3 separate regions of the Homo sapiens genome follow, and all the other regions are linked to region 3. The links are chromatin contacts, found by Hi-C or POLR2A ChIA-PET in ENCODE. All regions are on one chromosome and are shown on one strand. Each heading gives the region's core, a stretch centred on a gene start or an enhancer-like site at or near the end of the contact. The rest is flanking DNA. Distances are from core to core; before and after follow the strand shown.

What was found. Hi-C counts contacts between places; a loop is a spot of excess contacts on that map. ChIA-PET counts read pairs that join two places held with the same protein, here RNA polymerase II (POLR2A). Pooled maps may share reads with other maps.
Region 1: a loop to region 3 is called in a pooled map, with 3 times the contacts of the local background. The contact joins the promoter of SMIM14-DT here to the enhancer-like site in region 3. A Hi-C loop is called at or near these places in 4 of 37 single-sample maps with no recorded cell type and 4 of 50 pooled maps. POLR2A ChIA-PET finds 5 or more read pairs at or near these places in 4 of 52 experiments (CD4-positive, alpha-beta T cell, PC-9, activated B cell and 1 more).
Region 2: a loop to region 3 is called in a pooled map, with 3 times the contacts of the local background. The contact joins the promoter of UBE2K here to the enhancer-like site in region 3. A Hi-C loop is called at or near these places in 1 of 37 single-sample maps with no recorded cell type and 1 of 50 pooled maps. POLR2A ChIA-PET finds 5 or more read pairs at or near these places in 3 of 52 experiments (A549, H1 and OCI-LY7).

Annotation. Positions count from the first base shown.
Region 1 is chr4:39,637,582-39,642,107 of GRCh38, forward strand. SMIM14-DT (SMIM14 divergent transcript) reads left to right here and starts at 1,559. Exons shown (of 6, transcript NR_183845.1): 1 at 1,559-1,713; 2 at 4,113-4,211. SMIM14 (small integral membrane protein 14) reads right to left here and starts at 1,284. Exons shown (of 5, transcript NM_174921.3): 1 at 1,158-1,284. RefSeq lists enhancers at 1,226-1,943, 3,715-4,310.
Region 2 is chr4:39,696,491-39,701,065 of GRCh38, forward strand. UBE2K (ubiquitin conjugating enzyme E2 K) reads left to right here and starts at 1,646. Exons shown (of 7, transcript NM_005339.5): 1 at 1,646-1,900. The coding sequence starts at 1,838. RefSeq lists an enhancer at 1,200-1,259 and a silencer at 1,340-1,629.
Region 3 is chr4:40,574,338-40,579,447 of GRCh38, forward strand. All of the region lies in intron 1 of RBM47 (RNA binding motif protein 47), which reads right to left. Among named protein-coding and RNA genes, the nearest start is that of RBM47, 53 kb to the right of the region's middle. RefSeq lists enhancers at 2,802-2,971, 2,992-3,191. Within about 2 kb of position 2,839, at least 33 of the 41 ENCODE cell types and tissues checked have a DNase peak (open chromatin) inside an H3K27ac peak, as active enhancers do; they include OCI-LY7 and PC-9, where a contact is called at or near this core.

The DNA of each region.
Region 1 (4,526 bases), core at 309-2,808, 940 kb before region 3:
TCTTAAACACCACGTTGGAAAAAAAAAAAAAGTTAGGACAAAAAGGTTTGGTTTTCTGGTCGCAGTGCTGTCGACGGCCGCGGAGAGCGGCAAGTTCGGAGCAGGCTACACTAAAGGAATCTGCGCGGCCAGCCACCCTAAGTGGAAGGGAATGCAAAGCCTCCTGCAACCTCCACAGCGCTGGGCAGCAAGAATGCCTCCTAAGCGTCCCAACACTCCAACACCTGGAAGGTCTTACGCTTTCCAAGTTATAATATGTACAGCTGCTGTTTCTGACAATAACACACACAAACTGGAAGGTCTCTTCTGCAAATGTAGCTATTACGTGTGTGAAGCTCATCCGACTCTCTCGATGCAAAAGTAACACATTCTATTAAGGCCACAGCCTCGGTTTTGCCAACTGGGGCAACTGAAAACATCCTACCGACTCTCTACAGCTAGCAAACCATCTCGGCTAAAATCCTGGCACATATAAACAGCCACTTTGGTGAAGTCTGCCTTTAAACAGCAACACGGGACTTCGGGTAGAGCCGGTAACCAGTTTATCACACACTATTAGTTCCAATAAAGGGTGCTGCTACCTCTTTACTGTCAGCCTTGGTTCCACTTACTGAGCAAACAGAAAAAGGGGATCCTTTAAATTCGCGACACAATAGGAGCTAAAAAGCTCTCGCTTTCAGGGTGTCAGCTTTCTCGTCTCACTTATCACAACAAAGGACGCATCCTAGTGACTTCACCGTACCCAGAAAGGGCTGAGGGAGACGGTAAACAAGATAGTGTGGATTTCAGGATTTGTGAGTTTTTCCTTCCAGCTACGACTCTCTTTTTACTCCATGATACGCCTCCACCCGTCGACAATCTGATCCTAAAAATAAAACCACCCGTGGCTACCTTGCCCTTGCCTGCAAAGCCCCGACTCTGACATCCTGCAGAGAATACCCAATTGCAGGCTCTTCGCGGGGGACGCGGGCTCGGCAGCAGCGGAGCTTCTCCCGGTGCAGAATCGCCAGCCCGGCCGAGGAAACGCCAAGCCCGAGAAACAGCCCTGTTCTGCCGCAGCCGCCGCAGTCCCCGAGAGCCTGAGGAGCCCCCAGGAAAAACTGGGGCGAGGGGAGGGTGAGCCAGCAAACGCTGGTGGGAGAGGGGGAGACACTCACCCGCCCAGACAACAACCGATGGGGCGGGGAGGATGGGGGCCGGGACCGAGGCTCGGCAGAAAGACCGCCTGGAGCTTCCAGAAGGCTGCGGCTGCTCCGGACGCTGCTGCCACTGCCGTTTCTGGCCGCCGGCTTCCTCCCCCTCCTCTGTTTTGATTCGAGTGACCACGTCACTCTTAGCCACAAGACCCGGATCTGCCGGCTCCCGCGGGCGGCGGCGCAACAGATTGCAGCGCCTGGAGACTCCAGCTGCCCCGCCTGCCGAGCATGCGCATGCCCAGCGCCTGCCCTGTGCGTCCCGGGAAGCCGGGCGGGAGCCTGCGGCTTCGGACGCCTACGACACGCTGTGCGTGGGGGCGCGGAGTGCGGGGGATGTAGTTCCGGTTGGGAGGGGCGTGGCTGAGGACTGTGAAGCAATCGGGGCGAGGCCGGGTGTCTGTTCAACTCTCCCGCGTATCGTCTGTTTCTTCGGCGGCGGACAGTGTTCTGTAATGTGTCTCCCGTTGCCCGAGCTAAAGGTTTTCCTCGACGGAGTCTTTAGAATACCGTGGTAGAGGTAGACGCGGTTACAAATTGATGTCTGTTGAGACAGTCTACCCCTGTAAAGTGTTTTTGGTTACTCAGGCCCGGATGGAAATTGGAGATGGGGATTACAAAAATACATCAAATGTGGCTGTTATTGATTCCCTTTACCTTAACATTTTTGCACCGGAAACGACCAAAATTAAGTTCAACAGGAATATTAATAAAAGGAATATGTAGTCGGGCTTGGTGACTCATGCCTGTAATCCCAGCACTTCAGGAGGCAGAGGTGGGCGGATCACTTGAGGTCAGGAGTCCGAGACCAGCCTGGCCGACATGGTGAAACCCCATCTCCACTAAAAACACAAAAATTAGCCGGGCATGGTGGTGCCCGCTTGTAGTCCCAGCTACTCGGGAGGCTGAGGTGGAAGAATCGCTTGAACCCGGGAGGCGGAGGTTGCAGTGAGCCGAGATCGCGCCACTGCACTCCAGCCTGGGTGATAGTGAGACTTTGTCTCAAACTAAATAATTAAAGATATGTGACCAAAGATGACTTGCTGGTCAGGAGATAATGGGGAAGTAGGAGGGAATGCTGTGGCTAGGCAGCCAGCCAGCCCAAGTCTTAGTTGCTTTGGTTGTAGAGCTGGAATAAGAGTGCTGCTTTTACCCAATCTTCCTTTTAGAGCAAGTTGGTGCTTCCTATTCTCCCATTCTAGTCTCTGAGTCTCCCCGCTAAATTTTGGGGGCCCTGGAAATTTCCCAATTTGGCAAAATGCAGAACTATATTGTTTTCTTAGGTCCTTCAGTTGGCAAGCTTTAATTAAAATGGGACAAGTGGCGAAGTAAAAGTGAATCCCAAACAAAGATTTTACGAAAGTGCCTCTCTGCCAGTCTTGACGGAGAGGTGAAAGCTGCAAGCTTTCTTACTCAGATTTGATGACCTTTTCACTTACCCAGACTTCCACCTCAGCAATTTGGTTAATTACCCCTCGACAAGCTGAATCACCTTCCCCAAATAAGTATCATTTACAAGAGCTTTTTAATTAAAGTGGATATTGAACACAGGTAAAGGTTTCTAGAAAATTAAAGGTTTCTGGTAAAACTTGAAGTGTTTCCCAGTTAACTAATTGCAAAGTAGATACAAAGAATAAAGATTTTGGCCCTTAATCTGCAACCTTGAACTCTGCTTACTCAAATTCAGAGTTTGAGATGGAATCTGGTGCCCTAATGAGCTGACACTGTACCAAAGGGTCTTTAATTTGTGCAACTCCAAACAAAATCTGTTATGCTTGAGTGCACCCATGGGCACGTATGTGTTTGAGAACACAGCTGTGTTTAAGAGAACAGTATGGTACAAAACTAGAATTGTACTGGTTGTTGCAAAATTCTCAGTACTTGGTTTTGTTGTTGTTGTTTTTGTTGTTGTTGTTTTTGTTTGTTTTTGAGATGGAGTCTTGCTCTGTTGCCCAGGCTGGAGTGCAGTGGCTCGATCTCGGCTCACTGCAAGCTCCGCCTCCTGGGTTCACGCCATTCTCCTACCTCAGCCTCCCGAGTAGCTGGGACTACAGGCACCCGCCGCCACCACGCCTGGCTAATTTTTTGTATTTTTAGTAGAGACGGGGTTTCACCATGTTAGCCAGGATGGTCTCAAGCTCCTGACCTCGTGATCCGCCCGTCTCGGCCTCCCAAAGTGCTGGGATTACAGGCGTGAGCCACCGCGCCTGGCCTTTTTTTTTTTTTTTTTGAGATAGGGTCTTGCTCTGTTGCACAGGCTGGAATGCAGTGGTGCAATCATAGCTCACTACAGCCTCAAACTCCTGGGCTGAAGTGATCCTCCCATTTTAGCCTCCTGAATAACTAAGACTACAGACACATGCCACCACAGTGAGCTACTTTTTTTTTTAATTTGTTATAGGATCTTGCTATATTGTTGAGACTGGTCTTGAACTCCTGGTCTGAAGTGATCCTCCTGTTTCAGCCTCCCAAAGTGTTGGGGTTACAGGCATGGGTCACTGTGCACACCCAGTACTTGCTTTATAAAGTAAATTACAGGAAAACCAAGATGTTAGGATTAGCCTGGCGAGGTGCTGTATGCCTGTAGTCCCAGCTACTCAGGAGGCAGAGACAGGAGAATTGCCTGAACCCAGGAGTTAGAGGCTTTGAATAGCCACTGCACTCCAACCTGGGCAACATAGCAATACCTTGTCTCAGAAACAAACAAACAAAAAAGATGTTGGGATCCTTGGTAGCCAGCCTCTAAGAGGACCCCCAGTGATTGTCACCGCTGGTGGTCTGCATCAACCCTTTGAATCAGGACTACTATGTTTTACCAATAGAATACAATTGAATGTGTGTGACTTCTGAGGTTAGGTCACAAAGACACTGATTGCAGCTTTCCCTCTCATTCTCTTTGATTGCTTGCCCTGGAGGAAGGCAGTCTCCACACCACTGTGCTCGAACAGCTCTATGAAGAGGCCTATGTGGAGAGGAGAAAAAGCCTCCACCAACAGCCAGCACCAACTTGCCAGCCATGTGAGTGAACTAACTTGATTGATCCTGCAGCCCTAATCAAGCATTCAGATGACTGCATCCCTGCCCAACATTTGATTGCAAGTTTTTGAGAGCTAGAATAGGCTAGCTCTTACCCACAGACACTGATATGGGATATTATATGCTTTTTTGTTCTGATCTTTAAGAGCAGTTTTTTCTCCCTTTTTTGTTGTTTGTTTTTGTTTTTGTTTTTGAGTCGGAGTTTTGCTCTTGTTGCCCAGGCTGGAGTGCAATGGTGTGATCTCAGCTCACCACAACCTCCGCCTCCCAGGTTCAAGCAATTCTCCTGCCTCAGCC
Region 2 (4,575 bases), core at 396-2,895, 880 kb before region 3:
CCGACCAGAAACCACTTTCTTTTGTTTGTTTGTTTTTTGTTTTTTTTTGAGACGGAGTCTCGCTCCGTTGCCCAGACTGGAGTGCAGTGGCGCAATCTCGCTCGCTGCAAGCTCCGCCTCCCGGGTTCACGCCATTCTCCTGCCTCAGCCTCCCGAGTAGCTGGGACTACAGGCGCCCGCCACCACGCCCAGCTATTTTTTTTATATTTTTTTAGTAGAGACGGGGTTTCACCGTGTTAGCCAGGATGGTCTTGATCTCCTGACCTCGTGATCCGCCCGCCTCCGCCTCCCAAAGTGCTGGGATTACAGGCGTGAGCCACCGCACCTGGCCCAGAAACCACTTTCAAACTTACTTTCCACTTAAAATATTTTATACTTTTTGTTTTGTTTTGTTTTGTTTGAGACAGAATCTTGCACTGTGGCCCAGGCTGGAGTGCAGTGGCGCGATCTCGCTCACTGCAACCTCCGACCCCCAGGTTCAAGCGATGTTCCTGCCTCAGCCTCCAGAATAGCTGGGATTACAGGTGCCTGCCACCACACCTGGCTGATTTTTGTATTTTTAGTAGAGATGGGGTTTCACCATGTTGGCCAGACTGGTCTCGGACTCCTGACCTCAAGCGATCCGCCGCGCCAGCAAAAACGTTTTAGTCTTATCTGTACTCATTTACTCATTCAATATTTATTGAGTGCCTACTATCACCAGGCACCTTTGAGGCCTAGGTTTACAGAAATAAGGCTCCCCCTCCCCCACCCCGAGTCCCCTGAAGGGTACTGTAATTGTTTCCATTTCTCCAATTTTCACTTTAATATATGTGAATTTTCACATGCTTCATTCAGTTCAGTGGTTCTCATAATGTGGTCCCGGAACCAGCACCAACAGCAGCAGCAACTGGGAGACTTGTTAGAAGCGCAGTCTTAGGCCCACCCTACACTCTAGGGATGGGCATAGGAGTGTGTGTGTGTGTGTGTGTGTGTGTGTGTGAGAGAGAGAGAGAGAGAGAGAGAGAGATTGTGTGTGTGTGTCAAGCTCGGTATTAAATAGGTCAAAGAGCAACATCTGGCTTCTAAACCCACCCTCAGGCCTCTCCACCGAGTACCTGTCTCAAACCCAATCTGATCCAACAATAACCAGCCTTAATTCAATAATCTGTGCTACCTGAGATGATGGGAATAATCGTGGTACTATAAATGTTGCAGAACAAAAACGACTGCAGTAGATTTTCTGGGGCTACACCAACTGAAAATGGGCCGGACCGAGATCCGGGAGAGCGTTTTCCTGCGCTAGACACGGCGTTCAGCCTCCGGGTTCCGGGTCTAGCTGAGTCAGGGCGGCGTTCCAGCCGAGTGCGGCGTCGGAAACCCGTTCGGTTGCGCCCGAACCTTCGGTCAGAGGCCAGCGCTGGAAGCCCAGACCACAGCACCCGGGTTTAAACAGGAGCGGAGGCGCCGGGAAGGGCCGGGGGGGCCGGCTAGGGCCGGCCAGCTTGGAAGCCGCACCCTCGCGGCCCCAGACGCCGGCAGGGCGGAGCCACGCGGCCGCAGCCCCAGCCGAGACGCGAGCTCGTGGCTCGGGCGTATGGGGGCTCCAACGGGAGCGGCTGCGCCGCCCGGCCGGGTCAACGTCGTGCGCATGCGCCGACCCGGCGCCATTTTGGTGGCCGGGCGCGGAGGTGATTCCACACTGAGGCGAGCGCGGCGGCCGGGGTGGTAGTGGCAGTGTTCGTGTGCTCAGGTCTGAATCGCCGAGGGAGGAGGCGGTGGAGGAAGAGGTGGCGGCGGTGGCGGTGGTCGTAGCGGTGGCGGAGGAGGCGGGTACGAATCAGCTGCGGGCGGAGACATGGCCAACATCGCGGTGCAGCGAATCAAGCGGGAGTTCAAGGAGGTGCTGAAGAGCGAGGAGGTCAGAAATGAACTCCCGGATATCCCCCACCTCTGCCTGGGGCGGGAGGGTCCTCCCAGCTGCGACCCCGATATCCCCGGTAGTCCCTGGGTGGTCCTCCTTGCGGCCGCCCTTCTGCCTGTGAGGAAGCAGCAGTGTTCCCCTCCTCCTTCCGCCGCCTTCCCCTCCCCTCCCAGAGCGCTAGGATGGACGGTCTCGCGGGCGGGTGGTCTGGGGTGGAACATGGTTTGGGGAGGTGATGGACAGGGGGCAACTCCTCGGAGGGATGGAAGCTCACAAGAGAACCCGAGGCGGTGGCCGCAGCTGGAAATGTGGCTGTGGGGTGGGGAGGGAGCAGGCCGAGCCTGAGAAAACCCGGGAAGTGGGTTGGGGGAAGGGGAAAGGTGGTAACTGGATCCCAAGAGCAGTGCTGCTCGAAGGCCCACACTTTTGAGGGTATTCGGGGTTATTGCCTGTCAGGCCTTCACTGTTCTTTTCTTGGGGAAGGAGCAGTGAGTCCTTAGGTATTGATTAAAAAGGAAGGACATTCAGAGTTAGTCCTTCTTAGTTGGGTGTTAGGAGTCAAAGGGAGACATAATAGAATACTGTCTTATTTGGTGGCAGGGGTAAGGGAATTTTCACCTGAGTTAGCAAGTTAATTCCAAATAAGATAATTATCTCTTTTCCACTTAACCCCCAAATTCCTAGGCCTCATCTTTATTGACATCTCAATCTTTTGAGTGGGCAAAGGCAAGGTGTTTGGTGTATTAAAGACATGTAAATATTTTTAGTTAGGAAACAAATAATGGAATGTATGAGTAGCTTATTTCAAAATATTGTTTACAAGTTACAGATCAGAGAGACTGTCTTAAGACAGTGCCTCTGTGACTCGTGTTGTGCCACGAAACTTCATTATGATGTCCCTCATAGTTAACTTGATTCTTACTTTTGAAAAGCAGACCTATTAAAAATGTGAAATTTCACCAGATTAATACATTGTTTCATCTCCTTATTGAGATTTATCACGACTTAACAGATTTTCAAAAAAGTTGCCTCCCGTTGCTCTTAAGTCCTGCAGAATTTAGATACATTTGTACTACGTTTATTTATGTAAGATATTCACAGTGCTCTAGTAATTTGACTCAAAATTATGCAAGTATTAGTACAGTTTCTCATACCAAGATCAACAAGAATGCCAGATTGTCTTCCCCACATGAATTAAACAAAAAGTAATACAGAAAATGATTATTTTCAAGATTCACATACCATTATTGAATATATCATTGCTATTTGTGTTTTTCTTTTACAGTTAGTACTTTAATAGTGTCAATAATAATTTGTGAAATTCAGCATTCTAAGTATGTGATGAGTATACATGGAGAAAAAATTATTTAAAATTCAAAAATGACAACAGACTTATTGAAAGTAGTATATAAGTCATGGTCGGTTTTACAGAGCATGTGTATGAACTCTGACCTCTATGTTTGTTCATATGCCAAAACTCTGAATGGAAGGATGACTTTGTATTTTGTGGTACAATGCAGAAATAGAGTCATAAGTGTCTGTACTGATACAATGAAACAGCAATTTTAACTTATTTAATATGAAAATGTATTCCAGGTTAGTTGACATATATACTCCTAATGAAAGCAGTTGTTGTTGCCAACAACTGAAAACATTTCTTGTTTAATAAGGTTGTACAAGCCTGAAACTTAATAGACTTTTAATGCTTTATTTTCTGTTACTTACGGTAACAGAAACAGTAAGTTACTGCTCTGGTAATTAATGTGGTCTCTTTGCTTTTTATGAGCTGACTTTTCACCGTGGTATTCTTAGTACTAAGTTGAAGATTACCAGAAATACTTGTATTGCTCTCTAGTAATGCATATTAAAAAAACACTGCTCTTTATACGTAAGGGATGTTGAAGCCTTACTTCAGATAAGCATCAAAAGTGTTTCAGAAGAAGAAAACAGGAAATGCAAACAGACAGGTTTTTTGTTGTTTTTGTTGTTTGTTTGTTTTGTTTTGTTTTGTTTAGAACAGTACCTGTATAAATATGGAAGGAAACTTCTGGGAAAATAAGTTGGAAAGAACATTTAGGAAAGGGTCACATCATTTAATCTTGGAATAAATATAACCAATAAATAGCTTATTTTCACCAGTATTTTTTGATATTTTAGTAGCCCCAGTTCTATAAGTGTATTGTTATTTTCAACTCATTGAAGACTTGTAGTATAGTCCATGTGTTTCCTTTTTAAGGGTGTAAATACAGTCTTTTGAATGGCTGATCAAATAAATGTTTCATCATGTCACTTTTTTGGTAAATCAGCACTTTACCGAAGTTTATTTCATGTGTTTGTATGCTTGTGTTTACTAAGAACACTGGTTGATTTAAGGACTTTTTGGGGTGGCCTTATAAGAGCCTTTGTAAAGATAGCTGACGCTTACTGGATTCTGGTTATGAGAGATTATAAGTGGCCGTTCTTAGAGTGTGTTAAAATACAGCCAACAAGATAAATGTGAAAAAGCAAGGTGCAGAATAGTGTGGAAGAGGCCATTTGTGTCAAAAAGAAGGGCATGTGTGTATTTGCCTGTATGGGTAAAAGGTTTCATGAGAAATTGGTAAAATTGATTGCTTTCTGTGTAGAGAGTTGGGTGTCTGGGGTATAGATATTTTTTGAATTTTGTGTCATAC
Region 3 (5,110 bases), core at 1,589-4,088:
TTTATTTGTTTGATTCCAGAGAACCTCAGGGGACACCCGACTGAGACAAACTGAAAAGTTAGAAGAAAGAATTTCCAGATTCCAAAAATAATTCAACAGAATGACTCTTTTCAGAACGTTAGACAAACCTGTATTCTGTAGGTATGTTTTAGAATCTCATAGGTAATCACAAGATTATAGATGACAGGGAAGATGAAAAAGTCAAGGAAGCTATCAAAGTATTGGAAATGGGCTGGGTGTGGTGGCTCACGCCTGTAATCCCAGCACTTTGGGAAGCTGAGGTGGGCAGATCACCTGAGATCAGGAGTTCAAAACCAGCCTGGCCAACGTGGTGAAATCCCATCTCTACTAAAAATACAGAAATTAGCCAGGTGTGGTGGCATATGCCTGTAATCTCAGCTACTCGGGAGGCTGAGGCAGAAGAATCACTTGAACCCCGGAGGCAGAGGTTGCATTGAGCCAAGATCACACAACTGCACTCTAGCCTGGGCAACAGAGTGAGACTCTGTATCAAAGAAGAAAGAAAAAGCATCAGAATTGGCAAAACTGGAGGAAAAGAACAAAAAATGAAGAGAACATCAGATAGGTTACGAAGATAATCAGTTTGGGTCAATTCCCCTAAAACATGGGAGCTGCCATAGACCCCTCAAGGCAATAGTTTTCAATTGGGAACCATTTGGGTCCCCAAGAAGTTATCTGGCAACGCATGAAGACATTTTTGGTGGTGGGTGCTACTGGCTTCTAATAAGCACAGGCATACTGCTAAACATCCTATAATGCACAGGAAAACCCCTTAAAACAATCCAAAATATCAACTGTGCCAAGATTGAGAAACCCTACATTGAAGAATACTGGCCCTACAGAAACACTGAACAGACACTGTAATTCACAAAGGGAATGTTATTAATACAGCTACCTATAAAGAAATACCAAGGAAGCTGGGCGTGGTGGCTCACACCTATAATCCCAGCTTTTTGGCTGATTCAGGCGGATCACCTGAGGTCAGGAGTTCGAGACCAGCCTGATCAACATGGAGAAACCCGGTCTCTACTTAAAAATACAAAATTAGCCAGGAGTGGTGGCGGGCCCCTTTAATCCCAGCTACTCAGGAGGCTGAGGCAGGAAAGTCGCTTGAACCTGGGAGGCAGCGGTTGCGGTGAGTCGAGATCGTGCCACTGCACTCCAGCCTGGGCAACAAGAGCGAAACTCCATCTCAAAAAAAAAAAAAAAACTACCAAGGAATAGCTACCTATAAAGAAGTCTCCCCAAGTTAACTGAATACTTAAAATTTGAATACTTAATGGTTTTGTCCTTAATCCCCGTTGGACCACTTTGATAAGGGCTACTGTGTGTCTGAGTGACCAACCCATGCCAGTTTGCCCAGGACTGTCCTGGTTTTAGCACTGAAAGGACAAATGAAGCCATTCTGTCCGCCAAGAGTACAGTGATATTTGGTCATCTGGAATTTTCTCTCTTTTGAAGAGAAACCTCAGATTCCTTCATGGTTTCCTCTGTGCTTGTTCTCACACATTACCAAGCTCCTGAGGCCTGGCTCCAGCAGGGAGAGAAAGGGTCTGATCTCAGAGGTGCTCTCTGATCCAGAGGAAGCCCAGAAGAAATGGGGGCCTGCCAGTGCTGGTGGCCAGGAGGGCATTGTTAATAGCTCATCTGGTTCTGTCGCCACCCAAGGCAGGGTTCTCCTTTGGATCGGACACTGGGGAAGTGTTCCTTCCCTGCAGGCTCACATAGCTTGCTAAGAGGCATCTTTCCTCACCTCCTCCTGGGGCAGTGCCCCAGGCAATGGAATGCATTCCTTGAGAAAGGATCCCTTACATGCTTTCCCTTATCTTTCCCAGATTATGCCCTTTCTTCAGCCTATTTCTTTTTTTCTTTCTCTTTTCTGTTTTTTTTTTTTTTTTGGGGGGGGGCGGAGACAGGGTCTCCCCCTGTCACCCACAATCATATTTATGCCTGATCAATTTTTTAAAAAAATTTTTTTGTAGAGATGGGGTCTTGCTATGTCGCCCAGGCTGGTCTTGAACTCCTAGCCTGAGCAACATAGCAACAGCCACCATGCCTGGCCTCCAAGCCTATTTCTTACAAAGGTGAAACTTTCTAACTACTACCTAGCCCCTGTGATCAACTTACATAACATATATGAAAGCATTTTGGAAACTGTAAAATATCAGACAAACGTAACATACTAACATCACAATGAGAAATCATTTGTCATTTTTCTTTTTTAAAAGAGACAGGGTCTCACTCTATCGCCCAGGCTGGAGTGCAGTGGCATGATCATGGATGGCTCACTGCAGCCTCAAACTTCTGGCCTCAAGTGATCCTCTTGCCTGAGCCCCTCAGGGTGCTGGGATTACAGGTGCAAGCTCAGCTCATTTCTATTTTTGAAGTTAGCAACTGAGGGTTGTTTCACTTTCTAGATACTTTAAATTCCCGTGTGGCAGGCACTGTTGTAAACACTTTGCATGTGTTATCTCATATAATATTCACAGAAATCCTGATGATGATGATGATGATACCCATTTTATAGATGAAGAAACTGAGATAGGATGACATTAAATAACTTTCCCAGGGTCACAGAGCTGGTGGAGCTGAGTGATTAGATTCAGACAGGCTGGCTCCAAAGTCCATGCTGAATGCTACCTGTGACTCAAGCCAGGAGAAAAAAAGGAGTTGCTCAAATAAAGCGTCCCTGGCAGTAACGAATCATTAACTTTCAGCCCACTCCAAGGAATGGGTGGCCTGAGGGTCACGTGCTAAAGAGGAAACCCTGAGTGAGTCAATCATGAACACATGACTGTTCTTAGTTCCTTATAGGTTTGCTTCCTCAAATAGCCTTCCTGGAGTGCTGAGCCAAGAGATGGATTGGGACCAGTTTCAGTTCTGGGAAAGGGGCTGAACCCCATCTAGCCAATGCCTGCACCCACGCTTCAGCTCTGTGCATGCTGGTGGCCGAATCTAACACAGGCCACAGGGACTTCCTCAAACTGGGAAATGCCTGCTCATGTTGTCAAGAGTCCTCAGCAACAGCTTGTTTGCCGACTAAACAAGGCTGCCACCTCACACAGGCAGCCTCAGAAAGATCAGGGAGTTAATAGTTACATGAAGACAGCTCAGAGAACAGCTCAAGTGACAGTCCAGACAAATGCAGATCGTATAATGGGTACCTGGTTAGATTCTGTTTAAAAAAAAAAAAAAGGATGTTCCTCTCTGCTATTTATTCCCTGTTCCAATTTTTTTAAAAATCCTGTTTTCCCTTTCCTGATCCTCCCTTATGGTATCTCATACTTAAAAAAAAAAAAAGTCTGGGATAAGCTGATAGTCACAAAGAAACAGGAATGCAACAAACCAGAAACCCAAAGCCCCAAATCTCTGCCTTATCACAGACCGTTTAAAACTCTGGAGTTTTTTCCTACTTCAGCACATATCTCAAGATTAGATAAATGTGGTACCATTGTGTTACTCCCTGGTGAAGAAACCAACAAACTGTCCAATAAAAATTACAGGAAGCTAGGAGCGGTGGTGCGTGCGTGTAGTCCCAGCTACTCAGGGGGCTGAGATGGGAAGATGGCTTGAGCCTAGGAGGTCAAGGCCAGCCTAGACAACACAGCAAGACCTCTTCTCTTAAAAAAAGAAAAAAAGAATTATAGGAGGTCACTGTTTTGGACTAAACTTCTGCAACTAGGGCCCAATAGACCAGACTGAAAATCAAAATGGAGTCACCCAGGCTAAAGTTCCACATCACAAAACAGAAACTAAGTTGTTGTCTGACCTTCTCAGTAATCAGGACGAAGAAATAACACCAAATTTCTTAAATGGGCCAGTTTCAAATCTTTAATTGGCATAATGAAACTCCCTGCTTTAATCCTTAAAGTAATCTGATGTTATTTTTCTGTTGTTCTGTCTCCTGTTGTCCCATTCCTTACAAAAAAAGTATCTTTGAAACAATTAATATACTTTAAGTTCTTTCCTTCTACTTTATAAAGCCAAGCTCTTCTGCTCGGCTGACTGGAACCCTTTTCCTATAATATGGAAGGAAGTGTTGCCCGATTCTAGAAACTCAAATAAAAGCAATTGAGAACTTTAAACTAAATTTGTTGCAATTTTGTCTTTTGACACATAGGATTTTCCTCCTGACACTTATAGACAATTGTAGAATAAATGGCCTCCCTCTGCCTCCATTTTCTACTTCCATTCATTTTCAGTGTTCTTAGCTTTTTCTTTCTACATGCCCACCACTTAGATTTCATTGTTCTTCCATCTGAAAGCTTTGCTTATGGCCTTTTCTATCATTTTCTCTTCTACCTTAACTTCTAGAGTTATTATGTTACCTAGGACAAGAGATATGACTTCTCACTGCCTCAGTTCCTCATCTGTAAATGGTGCTGTGTAGCAGGGCCTGCTGTAAGGGCTAAGGGGTAACGCACACAAAGTGCTTGGCACAATGCTACACACAGTAGGTGCTCAAAATGTGATAGCAAGCTGGGCACGATGGCTCACGCCTGTAATTCCAGCACTTTGGGAGGCCAGGGAGGGCAGATCACTTGAGGTCAGGAGTTCAAGACCAGCCTGGGCAATATGGTGAAACCCCATCTCCACTAAAATAACAAAAAATTAGCCAGACATGGTGGCGTGCACTTGTACTCCCAGCTACTCAGGAGGCTGAGGCAGAAGAATCACTTGAACCTGGGAGGCGGAGGCTACAGTGAGCCAAGATCATGCCACTGCACTCCAGCCTGGGCAACAGAGCGAGACTCTATCTTAAATTAAAAAAAAAAAAAATGCAGCCAGGCACGGTGGCTCACGCTTGTAATCCCAGCACTTTGGGAGGCCAAGACTGGCGGATCACGAGGTCAGGAGACTGAGACCATCCTGGCTAACACACTGAAACCCCATCTCTACTAAAAATACAAAAAATTAGCTGGGCATGGTGGCACGCGCCTGTAGTCCCAGCTACTCAGGAGGCTGAGGCAGGAGAACCACTTGAACCCGGGAGGTGGAGGTTGTAGTGAGTCGAGATCATGCCACTATACTCCAGCCTGGGTGACAGAGCGAGACCCTGTCTCAGAAAAAAAAAAAAAAAAAATGCAAT